Regions from separate parts of the Homo sapiens genome. Here region 2 is linked to region 1. Evidence: read pairs that join two places in POLR2A ChIA-PET (ENCODE). Cell type or tissue: A673. All regions are shown on one strand. Links, peaks and the distances in the headings refer to the core of each region. The heading gives the core; the rest is flanking DNA. Region 1 overlaps HECTD2-AS1 (HECTD2 antisense RNA 1). Region 2 has its middle 25 kb from the start of PPP1R3C.

Region 1 (11,394 bases), core at 5,734-8,233:
ATCTTGGCTCACTGCAACCTCAGACTCCCTGGTTCAAGCGATTTTCCTGCCTCAGCCCCCCAAGTAGCTGGTGTTACAGGCACGCGCCACCATGCTCAGCTAATTTTTGTATTTTTAGTAGAGACAGTGTTTCACCATGTTGGCCAGGATGGTCTCGATCTCCTAACCTCATGATCCACCCACCTTGGCCTCCCAAGGTGCTGGGATTACAAGCATGAGCCATTGTGCCTGGCCGATACTCTTCAATGTTTTAATGGTATGGTTTTCATTCTAAAATTTCAAGTTCACTATTTTTTTTCTTCTGAAGCACCTAATCTGCTATTAATCCCATCTAGTGTACTTGTCATGTTAGATATTGTATTTTTCATCTTTAGAAGTTCACTGTGCATCATTTTCATATCATCTATGTGTCTCTTAAAACTGCTCATATTACTATTTACTTGAACAAATAGAATGTATTAATCGTGTATATTTTAACATCCTTCTCTCTTAATCTAATCATCTGTGTTATTTCTGAGTCTGTTTCTAATTAATTGATTTTCCTCCTCATTGTAGATTGTCTTTTCTGCTTCTTGCATGTACGGAATTTTTTTATTGGATGCCAAGTATGGTGAATTTTATATTTTGGCATGCTAGATTGTTTTGTGTTCTTTTCTAAACTTTTTTCTGGGATACTGTTGAGTTTCTTAGAAACAGTTTAATCCTTTTGTGCCTTGCTTTTAAGCTCTGTTAGGTAGGACTAGAGCAGGCTTTAGTCTCAGTAATTAATCTCAACCAGAGGCAACATTTTGCAGTGTATGGAGACACTTTCAGTTGTTACAACTGGTGGGAGGTAAGGGGAGTGCTACTGGCATCTAGTGGGTGGAGGCTAAAGATACTGCTACACATCCTATAATGCACAGGACAGCACCCCACAACAAATAATTATTGACCCAAAATGTCAATAGTGCCAAGAATGAGAAACCATGGTCTACAGCTATTTTGGTTCCACTACTGAGACAATACCCTTCTGAGTGCTCTACCTGATGCTCTGTGTATTCAGAGATTTCTCTATCCCAGTGTGGGGGAAAGAAAACTATTTCAAGCCCTATGGGAGGTCCAAGAATTGTTTTCTCTTCTTTCTGGTGGCTTCTGGTAGTTTCCTCACACACATGTCCTGATAAATTCTCAGTCAAAGGTGGAAGGACTCCTCTACAGATTTTCAGAGGTCTGATTCTGTAAAGCTCTTCTTCAGGACTTTGCCCTGTGAAATCTAGCCACACTGGTCTTTCTGGAATCTCAACTACATCTCCTGAATGCAGGGTGTCTGCAGGCTCTATTTGGGATGTCCTTTCTGTTCAGTGGCCCAAAAACTGTCTCTAAGCCGTAAGTTGGGATAATTATAGGGCTCACCTTATTTGTTTCTCTTCTTCTAGGGATGACTGTCTTGCATTGCCTGTTGTTCAGTGTTTGAAAGTCACTGATTTATATATTTTGCCTGTTTTTTGGTCATTTCACTCAGGAGAATAAGTCCAATCCCTGGCCCTCCATCATGGCCAGGGATAGAAGTGCTTGAATAGTTTTAGAGTTTTAGTTTTCAATATGCTTTTAATCAGTAAGTTGTCGTATTATTATTAGCTGATGTCTTAAGACACAATTGCAGGGTTCATCCTTAAAAATATTTCAAATGCTCTTGTTAATTTAGATGATTTCCCCTAGCTTTGTGTCACCTCTAATTAAGCTGTAGTCTTTACCTTGTTAGATGGCTGACAAATAACTTATATAAGAGTACATATGTCAGCTCTGTCATTTTCTTGTTCTTGGTATTTGTGTTATTTTACTATCTTCAATCTGTGTTTTGTTTGCAGAAATCTATTTTAATTATAGGAAAATTCATTTGCACACAGAAGTAGAGATCACAAAATCAACCTGATGTGCCCCTTACTCATTTTCAATAATTGTCAGTTCACAGCCTATTTTGTCTTATCTATACTCCAACCTACTTCTCACAGTGCCCTCTCTCACCTTGGATTATCCTGAAGTGAATCCCAGGTATTATATTATTTTATCTATAATTCTTTCAGTGTGTATACCCATAAAACAAACTACTGCTTCATTATCCCACCCAAAAACATAACAATAACTTCTTAATACCATGAATATGCAATCAGTCCTCAAACTTTTTTGATTAATTCCAACTTTTTGGTTTTTGTGTTTATTTGAATCACTGATATGGTACCTTTCAAAACTCATGTTAAAATTTAATTGCCACTGTGATAGTATTAAGAGATGAGACTTTTAACAGGTAAATTGTCATGAAGGCTCCACTCTCATAAATGGATTAATGCCTTTACTGCAGAAATGTGCTGCTTATCATGGGAGTGGCTCCTGATAAAAGAATGGAGTTCAGCTCACTTACTGTCTCTGTCTTGCATGCTTGTTTGCCTTTCCACCTTCTGCCATGAGATGACTGTTGCCAGATGCTAGTGCCATGCTCTTGGACTTCCCAGCCTCCAGAACCATGAGCCAAATAAACTTCTGTTCTTTATAAATTACCCAGTCTGTGATATTCTATTATAGCAGCAGAAAATGGACTAAGTCAATCAGCATCCAAATAATGTGCATATATTGTGGTTGGTCATCTCTTACTTAAGTATCTTTTAATTTGTAGGCTCCTCTAGCTCTCTCTTTCTCTGCAATTTATGTGTTAAGGAAACAACTATTTATCCTATTGAGTTTTTCACCACTTGCATTTTGCTCAGGGGTTAGGTGTCATTTAACAGATTCCTCTGTCACCTATGTTTCCCATGAATTGGTAATCATATATAGACATTTGATCAAATTCAAGTTCTTTCTTTTTAATCAAATTACTTCATGGGTGGTGTGTAACTCTACCAGTATGCACAGTTGGTGATACTAGTAGCCTTGGATGATCATTGCATAAATTCACTGATTCATTATGATGTTTATTTCTGTAATCCGTGTTTAATTCTATCTTTTTTTCTTCATTTCTTAGCTAGAATACATGTAAAAAGACAACCTTCTCTTCATGATTATATTATAATTCTATCATGCCTTCTTCACTTAGTAGACTAAATATTCTATAAACATACTTCTTAATTGCAAGTATTTTTTCGCAAGGAATAGGAATTTTATAAGAAAAGGGGGATAACTGCTTATTTTTCCCTTTCATTTACCATTTTTCAAAATAGTGATTTTCCCCTATCATTCTCCAAATGTAACCAAAGATTTTTTTGTATCACTATGAACTCATGGATTTAAACATATTTCATGTATTTCAATCCATTGCACTTATGATTCTTGTTAATGTTTGATTTGTCCTATCTCTGATCAGTGGAGCTTATTCAAGATGACTCCTCCACCCTTTTGACATGGCCCCAGTAGTCTTTGATAGTTTCCCTTCTATCTGGTTTGACAAAATATTTCAGGTTTATCTGCTTATACTAGATAATGTAAAATCCTCTCCATAGAGACAGTACCTTTTTTCATTTCCCCCTGCAAAGTATGAGTGCTGGCTTCCCCCACAACCTTACCAGCAGAGTACTGAGTCAAACTGCTGGATTTTTGCCAATCTGATAGGTGGGAAGTGGTATCTTTGTGTGGTTTTAATTTGCATTTATTGCTGTGAGCCAGACTGAATATCTTTTCATATAGTTAAAAGCTATTTGCTGTGAGCTATTTGTATCTCAGCCCATTTTGCAAAAAAAAAAAAAAAAGCTTTTTAGTAATCTGTAATTTCTTTGCAACATTATATTAAGCCATGTACCCATTTTTTAAAGTTAGTTTAGACAGAATATAATCAGTAAGTCCATTTAACCAGGCAATATAAATTTTAATATGTGCTATATGCTGAAAGCAAACAAAGACCAAAGGAACTAATGAGAGCTCTGGGTTACAGAGCTCCAACCCTCACTCTTCACTCATGATACTTCTTGGTCTATATGTGACATATTGGACAGATGGACTAAGTGAGAGGGCCATGGCCAATCTATACATTTTAGTTTAGGAATGTTTCTTTTATTTCTACTTTTTTTAGATGAAACAGATAACACAAGATACCACAGTAAAATTGATTTCGTTCAAATGAATGTAATTGCATTTAGGTTTTCTTTCCACACCCCAGTAGTTCAGCTTGCACATCCCCAGTGAGGGTTGGACAGAACCACTTTGGAGACCACTGACCACAGGATGAAACCCAAACTTTCTAGCTTGGGATAACAGAATGTCCATCAGAATGCAACCCCTGTCCACATTTTGACTTTGACTCACACCACTTGTTTCCTGGCTTTTGCTCTATCTAAGTCTTTGCAGTTTCCTAAACATGCCCTTCTATTTCAGGAACACTGCATCCTTCTCCCCACTGACCAGTGAGTTCCTACAGCGGGCTGCCCCACAAGCTGCACAAGCACACTGGGCAGCTCTGCTCCTACTCCATCATGAAGAGCATCTGTGGAGAACAATCCTGACCCTTTCAGGCTGATTTAGGCCCTGTCTTCCTGAGGCTCACTTTGAATGTTGTGGCAAAACCACTGACAGAGCTTTTTGAAGAGTCTAGGGAGCAAGTACAAGTCGCCCTCTTCCCTTAACTGAAGAATCGTTCTCCAACTCTCCATCATCGGGAAGGTAGCTTCAGAAGGAGGCCAAGAAGAGGTGACTGAGAACAAGGTCCAGCCTGTGCCCAGCTCCCCACTGCCCCCCAACCCCCCACCCCCCACCAACCATTACTAGTGGTCTTCCTAGAGGGGTGGCTGAAGGGTCAGAGCCTGAGTATACTTCCTTGATGGCAGAAGAGAAACAGGAGTCCTCACTCAAGACAATGGGAGAAACTGAGCTGGAGGAAAGAGCTAAGCCAAAAACTGGGCTGGAGAAGCGAGGTCTTGTATTAGGCTGTTCTTGCATTGCTAAAGAAAAACCTGAGACTGGGCAATTAAAAAAAGAAAGAGGTTTAATTGACATATGGTTCTGCAGGCTTTACAGGAAGCATGGTGCTGGCATTTGCTCAACTTCTGGTGAAGCCTCAGAGAGCTTTTCATCACGGCAGAAGGCAAAGCACAGGCAGGAAATTCACATGGTGAAAGCAGGGGCAAGTGAGAGGAGGGGGAGAGGTGCCAAAACCTTTAAATGACCATATCGCATGAGAACTCAGTTGCTATCATGAAGACCGCACCAAACCATGAGGGATCCACAACCCATGATCCAAACATCTCCTACTAGGCCCCAATTCCAGCACTGGGGATTACAGCTCAACATGAGATTGTGGCAGGGACAAATATCCAAACTATGTAAGGTCTAAAATTAATGGAGAAGTCAAGTGGAATCCAATTTAGAGTAGCTCCAGGAAGTAGAATTTCCATGGGATTCTATAGGGGAACTCTATCAGCACTGGCCCCTCTTGGGGACAGCAAACAAGGAAGAGGAAGTCACAAGGTCACACCTGTCTACAAGGCAGTGTTTCCACATTCCACCATAGCTTTGGCATTTTATCTCTCACTTCCTCTGGACCTATGCGTAGGTAACTGGCCCTATCTCCACTCTCTGTGCAAAAAATCCCCCCTGGCAGGGCCTCTCTACCATTCTCCAGCTTCAGGCCTGCAAAAGCCCCAAGATCTAACTCCTAACAGAGAGCTGAGAGGCCTCAGCCCATTTGTCAATCTAAGCATGACCAGTGACTACTAAATAAAACTGACACTTAGGCCAGGCACAATGGCTCACACCTGTAATCCCAGTACTTTGATAAGGCTGAGGCTGGAGAAGACCTTGAGCCCAGGAGTTCAAGACCAGCCTGGGCAACATAGTAAGACCCCATCTCAACCAAAACACTAAACGGACAAACAAACAAACCAACAACTGACACTTAGATTCTCATTTACCTTTTAGTATTTATCATTTAATGGATTAGAACCAAAGAGAAGAAGGAATGCGCTATTATCTCCCCAGACCTCATAGAGTTAGTTCAACTGGACAAAACTCATGAATCAAATGTACTCCACTTGAGAAAAGACTGAAAAGAAAGTGAATGGTTAGCCTAGAACTACAGTTAGCCTTCATAAATTCTGTAAAGTTTATGAAAAATGTAGATTCTAGGGCTTCTCCCTTGAGATTTTGATTCTGAAAAGTTTGGAATGATACCTTGGAATCTGAATATTTAAATTCCCCAGTAAATTTAGATGCAGGTTGTTTTCAGTGGCCTAGACAATAAAAAGGGAAAATTTAAAGTTGCAAAAGTTGCTGGGGTCACCTAAATACTGTCCAGAAGATAGCTGATCTCTGTGCAGGTTGCATCCCTGCCGTGAATTATGTAGCTGCTACCCTTGTTCTGGTTCTGAGCTTATCTACAACCTTCTGGCCATAATTTGGCATCCCTTGTGGCTTGCCTGCAGGGAGATAATTGACAGATCTGCTGACATGAGCACTCTGCTCTGTTGACAGCTCTTTCTCATTACAAAATCAATACATTGGCATTACGCTTACATTTTTATTTCTGTGGCTTTGGTTACTACAGGTCTCTCCTGAAAAGCAGTTTCTCACGGTGCAAATGAAAGTGGAGCTGATCAGTCTCACATACAGAAGAATGTTCAGAACAGTAACTTCCTGCTCTGATCCCAACAGTGTCTACCCTCCCTAGAGCTCCACCCCTGCCTGGCCTTTGTCTGCAATTTCCAGGGCCACCCACACCGTCCCCGCTCTCCCAGTGCCCTGGGGAGCCGCTCTCATTTATCAAATGCTCCTTGTTCCCTACCACCTCTCAGCCTATTAAACCGCTCTGTTCCCAGTCTCTGATCTTATCTCTTCCCCTCCTTGGCTTGAAGTTGTTGTCAATCATGCCACTCCATCTTTTTTTCTTTTCTTCCCCCACCACCCCCCACCAGCCCCCTGTGATAGAGCTACAGACAGTTTACAGCTCTTTTGGTCTGGCATGACAAAAAGACCCCTTTCTGTTATCCTCACTTAGTGCACGCCTGACCCCAGAGGGCAGTTGGGTGTGTGCCGTGGTCCTGGGAAAGGAAATGGGGGAGAGAGAAAAACTCATCTTGCCAACAGGGTTAAAGCCAGACCCATCGCTGTGTCCAATTCACCACAAATGAATGTCACTCTGTACTGTGTGTTGGCAGCCAGCTGGCTTCTCGGGCGAAACCTCTGTGAATTGCCTGAGCCACATGCCTCAGCATTCATACTGCATCACATTCAAGTTAAAGAACAGAAGAAAAGGCACACTAGATTAGACCCATCTTTCTTCCCAGGCAGACTTGGGCTCTTAACAGTGGCAGTGTCTGTCAGGTTGCCCTTCAAGATATTCACCTCAATAGATTAGAGACAGCCCCACACAGCTTCTTTTCTTTTGTAACCTATTATTTAATCCTCTCCTTTATTCTCACTATCAAATTTGTCATCATGTTCTGCCAATTTCTCTTGTCACAGTCATCATTCTAACCCTCATTATCTCACATTCCAGCTATGGAGAGGCTCTGATTTTTGTGTTGGGTCTTCCCTCTCCCTACTAAAGTGATCTTCATGAAACACTTTCATCATCTCACTGGTTGGCTCCGAGTCCTACTAGGGCAGTCAGATCCAGGCTCCCCTTCCCAGATCTCAATGGATCTCAATAACCAGCTCCACCTGAACTGATCTCATCTCAGACTCTTATCTGCGTTCAGGCCCTTCTTGGTACAGTGCCCCAAAACTTCAGCCCCATAGCTTCCTGAAGTAGCCTCACCTATGCTCTCTTCTGAATTCTGCCTTGTTTTAAAATGCCAACTTCAAACCTTGCGATGCTTCAAGTGGGCAGCTGGGATAGAGAGAGCACTGAGCATGGTGTCACAGGCAAAACCAGCTATTGGTTAGAAAAGAAAGGCAGCATACACACAAAATACCAGAAAAACTCAGTCCACACTCTGAGCAGCCCCTGCTGTGCTCTACTTGTTCACCAGGCCAAAGCCCTACACCTAACTTCCCTGCCCACTGCATCTCCAAGGCCCCAAACTGCACAGAGCAGGGCAGCCCCCCGATTCTTGGCATCCTCCTGGATGGAGGCTTGGGAATCCTGGAGATATTTTTGGTTGTCAGAACTGGGGTAGGGTTGTGGGGAGAGGCTGGCATCTAGTGGGCAGAGACCTGTGATTCTGCTAAAGCAACCTGCAATCATAGGACACACCTCTCCCAACAACAAATTATCTTGCCCAAAATGTTTATAATGTCAAGGTCGAGAGCCTTGGCCAAGAAAGAGACAAAGCAGAAAGTTAGCCTAAAAAAGACACTCATTCAAACTAGCACAAGTGAAAATTGGAAGATACTGACATAATTTAAGTAATTTTCCAGAAGCCAAGTTTGGAGATGCAGCCTCACAGGACCTGGACAGTGCTTTGGAAGCCATTTCCACCATCTTGTTCACTCTGGGGCCACAGACTGTCTTTTTCTGGTCTCTGCTTCCCTGCTTCATCCTCCTTCTACTCTCTGCTTCCCTAGCGTGTGGCCCAGATGGTCAGTCACAATCCTGACTCCACAGCAGTTTTGGGGTCAAGCCTGTAGACAGGAGTTACTTATCATCTTTGAGTTTATTTAATTTTTCAATGGGAGAACTAGATTGTCCAGTCTTGGCCAAAAAAATGGTCTAGCTTTGAGTCATACTGTAATCATCTGTGGCTCAAAGGCAAGATCCTGCCCACTGTCCACTCGGCAGGGCTGTGGTGGGCACCACAAGGAGGAGTATTTCTTCTTCAAGGATGAAAAAAAGAAGAAGAAGAAGAAGAACATTTGAGACAAAGGAAAGAGAAGTCTAAGAAGGTGAAACCATTTGGCCTGAAATCTTGATAAAATAGATGGCCAGGTCACCTACCAAGAGAGGGGACTTGGAGTAAAGCTTAGGAAACTGCAGATATAGGGAAGGTGGAGAAGAGCAGCTCTGGAGAATTTGATATGGGAGAGGCCTAGGAGGCAAAGGACCAGCAAGTGGCTCTGAGGATCTCCAGTGTGCCTGGGAAGATACCTGCTCTAACCAAAGGAGGAAAAGAGAGTCTTGCCAGGGCTCAGGTTCCTAGGGCCCCACAGATCACAAGCATTGGAGAGTCACTTTTTGTTTTCTTTCCACCTTGTGGGAAGTTCTTTGAAAGTTTGGTAAGTGACTGAGCAAATGGGAATTGTGAGAGAGATATTCCAGACAAATTAGGCTTCCAAGGCTAGATAATGAGGGGCTAAGAGTTCTCAGGGACTCAGAGCCTCTGCCCTGGGAAACCAGAGAAAGGAAGCCTGCTTTTCTGTGAAACTGGCCTTCCTCAAGTCATCCAAAGTCAGTGTCTGGGCAGCCTTCCTTCCTCCCTTCTGCTTGGGTGGTAGACCAGTTATCAATTTATTGCCCCTCACCTCCAAATACACTCCTCATTACCTGCTCTGGGATAACACAACTGGACCCTTTAAGCATTTTTCCTTTGCAGCAAACACACTGTTAAGCTTTATCAATGCAGGTGCTGGGGTATGCTGTCAGAGGGGGAGGCTATTCTTCCTAGTTCCAGTGTACTTCCATTTGCTTCTTTTTGCTCCTGCTTTAAAGCTGTGGGCTGTGAAGTGTAGAACACGCAGCGGTGCTCCACTCCAGCCAAGTGCCAGCACACACAGTGCGTGGGCAAACTTGCAGCCTTGGCCTGGAGACCACCTCCCCACAGCCCTCCCAAGGTCATGCATGTGATGTGTGCATATGGTAGTCATCTCCATGCTGTGGGAGTGTGGGTCATTTTTATTTTACTACTATGTATATGTCAGGAACTGAGGTCAAAGAAAAAAGGTGTGAATTCTCAAATTGTAAGAGATAGTCTACTTTCCCCTGTCATTTAGAAATGAAATTTCCCCGATTTAAACTTGCATGTATTAGTAGATTAACTCTCATTATGTAAGTGCATAGAACTATTAAACTGAGATCTTACATTGTTTTGTACTCTGCAAAATATACCGAAATAGAGCAGTCACTTCAAGTCTACTATTTTACTTGCTACCAAGGGCAGTGGCAGCCCACCTGAGAAGGTATTGTACATAAAAACTACATCTTGTATTCTTTTCTCAAAACTTGGGAGGTAGGAGGAAAAAAATGAAAAGGAGAAGAATGAGGAATGCCAGAAAATATGAGTAATTATTTCTGCAAATTAGATGTGTACTTATTCTTTCGGGCTGTTTCATTTTGCCCTTGCAAATGTGTATTCTGCAACCACACAGGATAATTGGTATATACCCTGAATCTCTACCTTACTTGCCCTATTGATATTTTGGTGTTCCATGAGGGAAAGCCCCAGGAAAGAAGGGGGTGGTATATTGGGGAAAGATGTTGCATTTGCAACAGTAATTCTGCTATAATACTTTGTAAGCCCAAACTCTATGCCTTCTTTTCTGTGGATTAGAACTGTTTGTCTATAATGCCAAAGTAATTTATTCCTTGGCATTTAAAAGAAACACCCAAGTAACATAATTTCAATGTGCTAAAATTAATTTCAATTTTCTGGGAAGTGAGAGTGCATATGTGTGTGTGTGATTGTGTACATGTGTATGTACACTTTTTCCAAACCTCTTGGATTGTACTGACACCATTGTTATTTCCTGAGCATGAATAAACCCTCTTCCTTACTCACCCACTCATATTTTGAAACTTGTCAGGATATGAAATAATTTGGTGCACTTTTCATGCTAAAATTATCCTTGGAGGAAGAGTTCTACACACCAAACATTCACCCAAAAAAAGACTCTAAAAATGTAAATGTTTGGTTGTTCATGCCAGTAATCAAGGCTAGAGAATTCAACCCTTCCCAAGTTAGGGAGAGAGAAAGTCTGCTGTGCATCTTGTAGCACAACTGTCACCATCCGGGCTTGGAAGCTCTGTGTTCCTTTATCTCACTACAGTACAGTAATCCCCCTTATCCACGGGGCATACGTTCCAAGACCGCCAGTGGATGCCTGAAACCACAGACAGTCCAGAAACTTATGTGCACTATGTTTGTTCCTATACATACGTATCTGTGATAAAGTTTAGTTTATAACTTAGACACCGTAAGAGATTAATAACAATAGCTAATAATAAAATAGAACAACTCTAACAAGATACCATTAAACAGTTATGTGGATGAGGTCTCTTGCTGTCTTTCAAAATACCTTATTGTACTGCACTCACCTTCTTGTGATGATGTGGGATGATAAAATATGGTGTGCGTGATGCAATGAGATGAAGTGAGGTAAATGACGTAGGCATTGTGACTTAGCATTAGGCTACTACCGACCTTGAACACAAGCACTGTGATTCAGCAACAATCAAGGTAACTACTAAGTGGCAAACAGGTAGGTAACATAGACAGGGTGGATATGCTGGACAAAGGGAGGATTCCCATCAGAGCAGGACAGAACAGGATGGCACAAGATTTT
Region 2 (11,394 bases), core at 3,265-5,764, 280 kb after region 1:
CACATTCAACATTAACCGAGGCACTATGTACACTGCCTGAAGAGCAGAAAAAAGAAATTCAATTTCTATTTATTATAAGTAGCTCATTAGGTAGTAAAATAACCATAGTGGTGGAGAGTTGTAGGTTTTGGAAGCCGTTACACCCAGTCCTGCTCTTCACTGCTCCATAAGCTTGATCCCATTAGTGACTTTACTTACTTGAACTGCAGACTCCTCATCTATAAAATAAAAAACAATAAGAACCACCTGCTTGGGATTGTTAGGAGGATTAAGTGAGACAATACATGAAAAGCATCTATAACTAAGGTGCCTGGCAGTAAATGGTAGTTATAATTAAATATGAAAGTAGTATATTCTGCATACTGCATTTAAGGGGTATCACTGGCAAACAGGAAATCTGAAAGAGAACAAGAGGATTGTTCCATACGCTGTCAAAGGAACTGGAGGAGTTTGGCCTATGACATCTAGGAGAATGTACAAGACGTATCTTAATAGATCTGTAGAATTCGCATGTGGAAGAGAAAGATGAATTCTGTGTGGCTCCTAAGATGAACTAGAACCAGTGGATAAAGTGGTAAAGCCCAAATTTTGATTCACTATAAGGGAAGCCTTTCAAATGACTAGGCTGTCCAGTTGGACTGGAAAACTAGCAGGAGTTTGCTCATTGGACTTGCTCAGGCAAAGCCTGGAAGATACGTCAGAGATACTAAAGGCAGAAATGCTTTATGTGGGAGGTCAGCCTCAATGGCAAGGAAGTTTCATGCTAATGCCAAGATTCTGTTATTCTGTTGTCCAAAAATGCAAATGCACACGGGAAAGTTGAATAATGAAAGATCCAAAGGTTTCATGCACTCGATTATTAATTCTGGAGTGGCACAAATTAATCTATCAGCTGCAATGATTTATTTCCACCCACATCCAGGTAGACTCCTTTTCCTGAATACTTACAAAGATGATTCAGAGCTGTCATCTTGGCATCTCTCCAGACAATAGACTCATAGTTTCCTAAAGTTGGACAGAACCTGTGAGTTTTTTTAAACCAACTTCTGATCAAATGTCTTTGAATAGAAGAATAATCTCACACTCCTTAGCTGGTTAGCAGCGCACAGAGAAAAACAATCCCTACACAGTGGAGATAAACACATAAAGTGATTACTGTGAACATCCAAACTTTAGGCACCAGGACTGCTATCTAGCGAGGGCTATTCTCTGCTTCCAGGATGGCGCCTTGTTACTGCGTCCTTCAGAGGAGCGGAACCCTGTGGCCTCACATGATGGAAGGCAGAAGCAAGTCAATCAAACCCTGCATAAAGCCTCTTTTATGAGGGCCTTAATTGCACTGGTGAAGAAGGAGACCTCATGGCCTAATGACCTCTTAAAGGCCCCACCTCTTAATCCTCACACTTTGGCCATTACGTTTCAACACCCAAAGTTTGGAGGGGACACATTCAAAGCATAGCACTCCCCATGCTTCTAGAAAAAGGATAGGGCATCACCAAAGCAGTTGAGAAGCAAAAATAGGTGCCTTTACTTGTACCTACAGACACAAAAGCAGGGACTGTTTTTACCTGTATTACATTAGGTATGCAGTTGGCTATGTTTTCGTAGATACCATGTCTCTCGTCTAAAGTCTACTTTGACTGATATTGATATATCAGACAAGCTTTTTCAAGATTCATCTTTTCATGGTATATCTTTTTTCATCTTTTTGCTTTTAACCTGTGTCTTTATATTTAAAGTGGGCTATTTGCAGAAGTATACATTTGGGTATGGCTTGGTTTTATTTTAAATCATGTCTGACAAAAATCTTCCTTTTAATTGGAGTGTTTAGATCATTTTTATTAATATAATTACTAGTGTGGTAGGAATTAAATCTGCCATTTGAGATTTGTTTTTTATTTGTTGCATCTGTTATTTATTCCTTTTTTTGTTTGTTTGTTTGAGATGGAGTTTCACTCTGTTGCCTAGGCTAGAGTGGCGTGATCATAGCTCACTGCTGCAACCTTGAACTCCTGGGCTCCAGTGATCCTCCTGCCTGAGCCTCCTAAATCGCTGGGATTACAGACATGAGCCACTGCGTCTAGCATATTTATTCCTTTTCGCATCTTTCCTTGCCTACCTTAAAGTCAATTGAGTATTTTTAAAGAATTTTATCTCAACTAAATGCTTATTTCCCATGCTTTTTGGTGGTTTTTTTTTTTTTTTTTTAGGAATTGCTCTAGGGTTTACATTGTGCTTCTTTCCCTTATTGCAGTACACTTTCAAATAGTATTATGCCAATTTATAGTGTAAAAAATATAATGTTTTAACAGTATATGTATATTTCACTCTCGTATCCTTTATGCTATTGTTGTTGCACATTTTACTTCTAGAAATATTATAAAGCCTATAATGCATTGTTATCTTTTCTTCTGCGGTGTCAAACTTGCTGTTAATCCCATCTAGTAATTTTTAAATTTCAAATATCAAGAAATTCCATTTGGCTCTTTTTTGTATCTTCCATTTCTCTCCTTGCTGCATTCACGTTTTTCTTTAATACTTGAACATAGTTATATTAGTTGTTTTAGCATTCTTGTCTCCTAATTGCATCATCCCTATCATCTCTGAGTCTGTTTCTATTGACTGATTTTTTTCGTGGTTATGAGTCTTATTTTCCTTCTTGGCATGTCTAACATTTTTTTTTTTTTTTTTTTGAGACGGAGTCTGGCTCTGTCGCCCAGGCTGGAGTGCAGTGGCACGATCTCGGCTCACTGAAAGATCCGCCTCCTGGGTTCATGCCATTCTCCTGCCTCAGCCTCCCGAGTAGCTGGGACTACAGGTGCCCGCCGCCACACCCGGCTAATTTTTTGTATTTTTAGTAGAGACGGGGTTTCACCATATTAGCCAGTATGGTCTCGATCTCCTGACCTCATGATCCACTCGCCTCAGCCTCCCAAAGTGTTGGGATTACAGGCGTGAGCCACCACGCCCGGCCAACAATTTTTTATTGGATGTTGGACATTATAATTTTAAGTTGTTGAGTTACTAAATTATACTGTCTTCCCTTAAAGAGTGTTTGGCATTGTTCTGGTAAGTAGAAAATTTACTTGGGGTTGGCCAGGGGCGGTGACTCATGCCTGTAATCCTAGCACTTTGGGAGGCGGGTGGATCACAAGTTCAGGAGATCAAGACCATCCTGGCTAACACGGTGAAACCCCATCTCTACTAAAAATACAAAAAAAAAATTAGCTGGGCGTGGTGGCGGGCGCCTGTAGTCCCAGCTACTCAGGAGGCTGAGGCAGGAGAATGGCATGAACCTGGGAGGCAGAGCTTGCAGTGAGCCGAGATCGTGCCACTGCACTCCAGCCTGGGAGACAGAGCGAAACTCCGTCTCAAAAAAAAAAAAAAAAAAAGAAAGAAAGAAAATTTATTTGAGGTTCAATGCAATTGTTTGCCAGATTTGTTAGAGCATGTCTATAGTAGCCTTCACTCTATGGATAATTTAGCCCATTAATAAGCTATGGTGGCCAGGCAAGGTAGATCATGCCTGTAATCCCAGCACTTTAGGAGCCTGAGGCAGGCAGGAGAATTGCTTGAGCTGAGAAGTTCAAGACCAGCCTGGTTAACATAAGAAGACTCCATCTCTACAAAAAATTTAAAAATTATCCGGGCATGGCGGTGTATGACTGTAGTCCCAACTATTTAGGAGGCTGAAGTAGGAGAATCACTTGAGCCTGGGAGGTCAAGGATAAAGTGAGCTGTGACCACGGGGCCACTGCACTCCAGCCTGGTTAACAGAGTGAGACTCTGTCTCAAAAAAAAAAAAAAAAAAAAGCTATGGCCATTCTAGGGTCTCTAGTGAATGCTCCAAATGATCAACAAGAACTCTCAACCCTGGCCTATGGGAACTCAGTGATCCCAGTCCTATGTGAGCTCTAGAAACTTTTCAGCTCTTTGCCCATACCTCATAGAGTTTCACTGTACACATTTAAGGCTTAGTGTTCAGCAAAGACTCAGGGAGCGCCACGCAGATTTCTGGAGGGCTTTTTCTACATAGCTTCCTCCTCTCCAGAACTCTGCCCTACAATTTCCAGTCGCTTTAGACTACTTGAACTTCAGTCTCTGTCTCAACTCAGTGAGTCTACCATGTTCTGCCTGGGATTCCTCTTTTTGCTTTGTGATCCAGAACGTGCCTCCAGGCAGAAAACCAGGACAATTATAGGGTTAGCCTCATTTGTTTCCCTTCTCTAAGGGATCACAGTCCTGTGATGCCTGTTGCCAATGTCTAAAGACAATTGATATTTTGTCCAGTTTAAGGTAGGTAAGTAACACCTTGATGGCCAGAAACAGAAGTCCTCTAGTTGTTCCTAATTTTATAAAAACAGTATTGTGCTACAGGTAACCCTTGAGGACTTCTGTTTTTCACTCTATATTCTATTGCCAGGATTCATCCATATCTTCATATGTAGCTGTGAGCTATTCTTTTGACTGCCATGTAATAGTACGTTGTGTGAAACCACAAGCTACTTACCCATTCTCCTGTTGATGGGCATTTGGGTTGTTTCCAGTTTTTTGTTGTGATTATTTTTGTATATGTTTCCTGGTATATTTTTGTAAGAGTTTCTTTTGTATATTTAATATTTTAATTAACATTTTTGCTGATTGTATCAAGCCCTTTTCTGACATTTATTGATTACATCATTTTTCCCCTTAATTTGTTGCTGTAGGGAATTATATTGTTGGACTTCCTAATGGCAAACCTTTCTGGCACTCCTAAAATACACTTAGTTGGGGTCTATCATTCTTTCAACAAGACTACTAGAACTACTAAATTTTGTGAGTCCAGTTTATTGAGGAATAATTTATAGGTAGTAAAAATCATACTTCTAAAGTATATAGTTTGATGAGTTTTGACAAGTATATTCAGTCATATAACCACCACCACAATAAAGATATAAACATTTCCATCACACCAAAATGTTTCCTCATACCCTTTCACAGTCAATTTTCTGTCCTACCTCAAATCCTTGGAAATTATTTGTCTGAGTTCTGTTCTTATAGGTTCACCTTTTCCAGAATGTCATACTCTAAATAAAGTCATACAATATGTAGGCTTTTACAAATGGCTTTTATCACTCTACATAATGCTTTTGCAATTCATCCATGTTGTTGCATATATCAAGAGTTTTTTTCCTTTTTTACTGTTGAATAGTATTGTATGAGTTCATCCATTTGTTCATCCATTCACTAGTGGGTAAACTTTTGGACTTTTTGTTTCCAGTTTTTAAAAACAATTAGAAATCCGTCTGCTGTACAAATTTAGGTATAAGTCTTTTTGTGGACAAATGCTTTCATTTCCTTAGGTAAATACCTAAGTGTTAGATTGCTGGGGCATCTGATAAGTTCAGCACTATAGAAACTGACAGACTTTTCCAAAGTATCTATACTATTTTGCATTCTCACAAGCAAGGTATAAGAGTTCCAGTTGCTCCAACTCGTCACCAGCATTTTATGTCGTCAATAGGTTGTTTGACTTATTATTGAGCTGCAAAAGTTGTTTATATATTCAGGATATAGGTCCTTTGTTAAACAGATTTTTTACCAATATTTTCTCTTAGTCTGTGCTTTCCTTTTTTTATTTACTTAATGTCTTTCAAATGCTTAACCCAAGACCACAAAGATTTTCTCCTATATTTTCTCCTAGAAGTTTTATAGCTTTAGCTCTCACATTTCTGTCTATAATCTATTTTGATTTAGTATCTTCGTAGATGTGAAGTAAGGGTTAAGATGTTATTGTTGTTCTTGTTACTCTTTTGTCCTTGTTTTTACATATGGAGTTTCAATTATTCCAGCACCATTTTTTTAAAGATGACCCTTTCTCCATTGAATTTCCTTTGCATATTTGTCAATATTCAATTGTACATAAGTATGTGTGGGTCTATTTCTGGAGTCTCTATTCTATTCTATGTTCTATAAAACTATCCTTTTGCCATTATAACGTGTTCTTCATTTTTTTTTCTTTTGAGATGGAGTCTTGCCCTGTTGCCCAGACTAGAGCGCAGTAGCACGATCTTGGCTCACTGCAACCTCCACCTCCTGGGTTCAAGCAATTCTCCCTGCCTCAGCCTCCTGAGTAGCTGGGACTACAGGCATGCACCACCACGTCCAGCTAATTTTTGTATTTTAGTAGAGACTGGGTTTCACCATGTTGGCCAGGCTGGTCTTGAACTCCTAACCTCAGGTGATCCACCCGGCCTCCCAAAGTGCTGGGATTACGGGCATGAGCCACTGCGCCAGGCCTCATTATAACACATTCTTGATTACCATGACTTCACAGTTAAGTCTGAAATCATGTAGTACGAAAGTCTTCCAACTTTGTTTTTATTTTTCAAATGGACTTGCTACAGTTTTACATAAAATTTTTTCATGTTTAGTCATAAGGTGAACTACAGAAGCATTTTGTGATATATATATATTAGGTTTTAATATTAAAGTTATGCTTGTTTCATATTATTAATTGAGGAACTTTCCATACCTTTTCAGAGTCTGAAATAATTTGACTAACACAGAAATTAACTCTTCCTTGAAGATTAGATGGAATTCCATTGTAAACAATTTAAGTAGGTTTTTGTTTCCTTAAAAAGAAAATTTTAACAATCTTTTGCATTTCTTCTGTCATTTTTGGTGTATCTGAGTTTTTTATATATCTTCCTGTACCAATTTTACTCATTTATATTTTCCTAGAAAATCATCTATTTTGTTTAGACTTTCAGATTTACTGAGATTTATCAATTTACAATTAATTAATAAACTTCAAATGTATAAATATATTTATAAACATAGAAAACTGAGGCACAGAGAAATCAAGTAACATGCCAGAGATCATACAGCTAATAGCTGGTAGGGCCATGATTTGGATCTGGGCTCCAGAATCCCTGCATTTAACCACTAGACATCAGGAAAAACTGACATGTGACAGTTTTTCCTGATGTCTACAGTGACCTACATGTTTGGAATATCATTTGATAAAGTCTTTCATGATATCCTTATGAACAAGACAAAGAAATGTTAGGCAGCTACAAAACTTGTTGAGCAACCTTGCCCAAACAGAACTCCATCTTTAGCTTTCTTCTTTAAATCCATCAAGAAAGAAAATAAAGGACTTGACATAAAGATCCAAGACTTCCATGAAAACATAAAATATGTTTTCCAAATGTGCAAATGGTACAAAAGTGAATCTAATAGCTTAATGGTGAAAAGGAACTCAAAAAAGCCTTCACCACTGTAACTTAGACAACCAAATGAATGTAAACTGAACAGACTTTAGGCCCCACAAGAGCAAAGACAAAATATGTCTTATTTATCAATGTAAACAAAGCTCCCAGGAGAATCATAGCTGCTAAGTAAATATTTTTGAATGTTCATTGAAAGAAAAGTATGCACATTACTGAACTTAAACAACTGCACAAGTTTAAAATGCAGTTGACATGGTTAAACATTGAGACAAGGGGGAAAAAAAGTTTTGGTTTGCCACAAGCTGTGTTAATCAATAATGCAAGGGTGCAGGATTTGGCGACAGAAAACTTAAAACTGGATCTGTTTCCAGGACAAGCCACTTAAGCTCACAGCGAAATAAAGTTAAAAATTATTCCATTTTTTATTTTATTTTATTTTATTTGAGACAGAGTCTCATTCTGTCACCCAACCTGGAGTACAGTGGCATGATCTCAGCTCACAACAACTTCTGCCTCCAGGCTCAAGCAATCTTCCCACCTCAGCCTCTCATGTAGCTGGGACCACAGGTGCATTCCACCATGCCTGGCTAATTTTTGTATTTTTTGTAGAGATGGAATTTTGCCATGTTAGCCAGGCTGGTCTCAAACTCCTGGGCTCAAATGATCCACCTGCCTCAGCCTCCCAAAGTGCTGGAATTACAGGCATGAGCCACCATGCCTGGCAAATAATAATTCAAAAGATTGGTGTGAGCATAAGATCATTTATGTGAGAATTTTTTTGCAAACTACAAATGTCCATTATTATTGTTGTTATTATTAGATTATAAATTCCAACAGGAAGTTAAAAAGTACCTTGAGCTTAACTGTAATTTCTCAGTTTTGACAGGGTTTAGGGGACAGGGTGAAGATTTGAAAACGGTATGTATGAAGTGCCTAGCAGGATGTCCAAAATATATTTAACATTTTAAAAATCTTGGTATAAGTGGATTATCTTTTCATACATATTAGACTGTATGCATGAGGGGACTCCAAAAAGTTCACGGAATCTGGGTGCAGTGGTGTGTACCTGTAATCCCAGCTACTGGAGAGGCAGAGGTGGGTGGATCATTTGAGACCAGCCTGGGCAACATAGTGAGACCCTGTCTCTTAAAAAAGAAAAGAAAAGAAAATGTTAGTGGAAAATGAAATTAAAAGATAAAAATAGAAAATATAAACTGTATTTCTGAACATAAGCTCCATCAAGGTTAAGATACTCTATAAGCAATGATACCAGCCATATAGTCCATCCTTAAAGAACTGGGAATTTAACAATGTCAATGTGTTTTTTTTTTTAAATAATTAACTGAAGAAAAGTGGGTGCCCTTTAAAGATCTTTCCAAGATTAGAAAACATAAATAAGTCAGAAGGAGTCAAATCAGTACTGTAAGGTGGATGCCTAATGATTTCCCACAAAAACTCCCAAAAAATTGCCCTTGTTTGATGAGAGAAATGAGCAAGAGCATTGTCATGGTGGAGAAAGACTCTCCGGTGAAACCTTTCCAGGTGTTTTTCTGCCAAGTCTTTGGCTTTCTCAGAACAATCTCATAATAAGCAAATGTTATCATTCTTTGGCCCTCCAGAAAGTCAACAAGAAAAATGCCTTGAGTATCCCAAAAAACTTCTGCCATGACCTATGCTCTTGACTGATCCACTTGTGCTTTGACTGGACAACTTCCACCTCTTGGTAGCCATTGTTTCAATTGTGCTTTGTCTTCAGGATCATACTGGTAAAGCCATATTTCATCTCCTGTTACAATTCTTTGAAGAAATGCGTCGGGATCTTGATCCCACTTGTTTAAAATTTCCATTGAAAGGTCTGTTCTTGTCTGCAGCTGATCTGGGGACAGTGGTTTTGGCACCATTGAGCGGAAGTTTGCCCAACTTTAATTCTTGAGTCAGAAGTGTTTAAGCTGAACCAGTTGAAATGCCTATGGTATTGGCTATTTTCTGGTGTTAATCATCAGTCCTCTTCAATTACTGCATGAACAATATTAATCTTTTTCTCACAAATTGATATGGATGGTCAGTCACGTGGGCTTCACGTGACTTCAACAGTCTCATTCCTTCTTAAAATGAATTATCCATTTGTAAACTAATAATTTGTTTTGGGCATTGTTCCCATTAATTTTTCATAAAGCATCAGTAATTTCACCATTTTTCCACCCAAGCTTCACTATAAATTTGGCGTTTGTTCTTGCTTCAATTTTTGTAGAAATCATCTGTTCTGATAGGGAGTCATTTCAAATTAATGTCTTATCCTTCTTAATGCCTCAAGCTAGATGCTGTTCAGACATACTGCAACAATTTACTGTGATTTTATTTTAGTGCAAAAACATTTTGAAATGCATCCATGGTTTTTTCATAATATACATTTTCCATGATTTTTTAAAGACCCCTCATATAAGAATATATATGATCATATATGTGTGTGTGTATATATATACATATATGTAATCACATATGTAAGGATATACGTTAAAATGTAAACAGGTTATATTGAGTTATCCCTGAGTCACTATTCTAGATACAGAAGATACAATGGAGAATTACATGGACAGAACGCCTTCAGTTTTTTGTCATTTACTTCTCTTCAACTCCTCTCCCATTTACGAGGACCACTTTTTTAATTAGTAAAATGAAAACCAAACTACAGTATAGAGGTGATAAAAAGATCAGTGGTTGCCAGGGGTGTACAGAAGGAAAGGGAGTTAGAGCACAGCAGATTTTTAGGGCAGTGAATTACATTGTCACTTAGTAAAACCCATAGAACTGTACATCACACAGAGCAAATCCTAATGTAAACTATGGATTTTAGTTAATAATAACATATCTCTATTGATTTTCATTTGTAACAAATGTACCACACCAATGCAAGATGTTGATAATAGGGGGAACTGAAAGTGGAATGGGGTATATGGGAACTCTCTGTACTTTCTGTAAACCTAAACCAGTTCTGAAAAATAGTCTTTAATTAAAAGAAAAACTAAAAAAGAAAAGAAAAATCAATGAAAATTCTGGCTTGCTTAGATGGACACTTTCCAAATACTAAATTGCAATTGAGTTATTCTTCTTGGCAATAAACAACTTGTGGCCTTTTTTTCTTTTATAGCAAGAAATAACTAGTTGCATCTCTCTTTTTGACTCAAGTATATTGAACAATAACAAGAAAATGCCTGGTTGGGTATAGAAAAACTGCCTTGTTAGCTATTTTATTTATGATGTGTGCTTTAATATTTGTTTATATGCTAATAGTGGTTGCTTGGCAACTAAGTTTGGGGCTTCCTTCAGGTAGAAGTGCGTTGTCTAATAGCACCTCATTGTCTTCAATGCTGGATTTCCAAAGCCACCCACCATACCCTAAGTTATGGAATTCTTGGTTTGAATGATATTCAGATCTAGTTTTTTTCTTATTCATTCAACAACTATTTATGTAGAGTATCTACTATGTGTCAGTCACAATTCTAGATTCTGAAGACAGAGTGAAGAATAAAGTGAACAAAGTCCCTGTCCTCAAGGAGCTTATATTCTAGTAGGGTGGGGGGATAAACAAATATAATTTTTCAATGATAATATTCAGGTAAAGATGGAAATGAGTGCTATGAAAAAAGTAAAGTAGAGTAAGGAGATAAAAAGACTTTGGAAGAACGTTTCTCTTTGCTAGTTTATGAGTAGTTAGTGAAGATCTCTCCAAAGAGGTAATATTTGAAGATAGCTGAATGAAGTGAGGGGTGTGCCATGGAAATACATTTGTATATGGGATTAGACGCATGCTGTGGAGGAAAAGCTAGTGCAAATGTTAGGTTTTGAAGGGAAGGCGAGGGTTAAAGAAAGACACGCACACAGTAAGAGGGCAGCTCAACAGCAAATTCAGACTTTACGTCCAGCATAAAACCTACAGAAGTGGGGGACCAGCCTAATGCCAGAGCCCATTGCTGCTTACAAGCTGGGACAATTTATAGGTATGAGTAGGGAGGGGTCTGGGCAGTAGGGCTTGCTTCCTGGCAGGATACTGATAAGATGTTCTCGTGATGAGGTGGTTCTGGCCCTTGTTCAGGTGGGATGTCATCGTGATATTCCTTGGACCTTTGTCCAGCAAGCTATGATTGGGATGTTTCTTTCTTTCTTTCTTTCTTTCTTTCTT

What was found. ChIA-PET counts read pairs that join two places held together with the same protein. Peaks named below come from ENCODE experiments on the same cell type or tissue, not always from the same donor. Only the 100,000 strongest peaks of a DNase experiment are listed, where the experiment ranks them.
Region 2: POLR2A ChIA-PET joins it to region 1 with 7 read pairs; 3 of 35 experiments call an interaction of 5 or more read pairs at or near these places.

Annotation. Positions count from the first base shown.
Region 1 is chr10:91,374,703-91,386,096 of GRCh38, forward strand. All of the region lies in intron 3 of HECTD2-AS1 (HECTD2 antisense RNA 1), which reads right to left. Among named protein-coding and RNA genes, the nearest start is that of HECTD2, 30 kb to the right of the region's middle. In A673, for the core only: no CTCF peak of the experiment used is centred there; a DNase peak (open chromatin) is centred at 6,689.
Region 2 is chr10:91,652,739-91,664,132 of GRCh38, forward strand. No RefSeq gene overlaps it. Among named protein-coding and RNA genes, the nearest start is that of PPP1R3C, 25 kb to the left of the region's middle. RefSeq lists an enhancer at 116-1,315. In A673, for the core only: no CTCF peak of the experiment used is centred there; no DNase peak of the experiment used is centred there.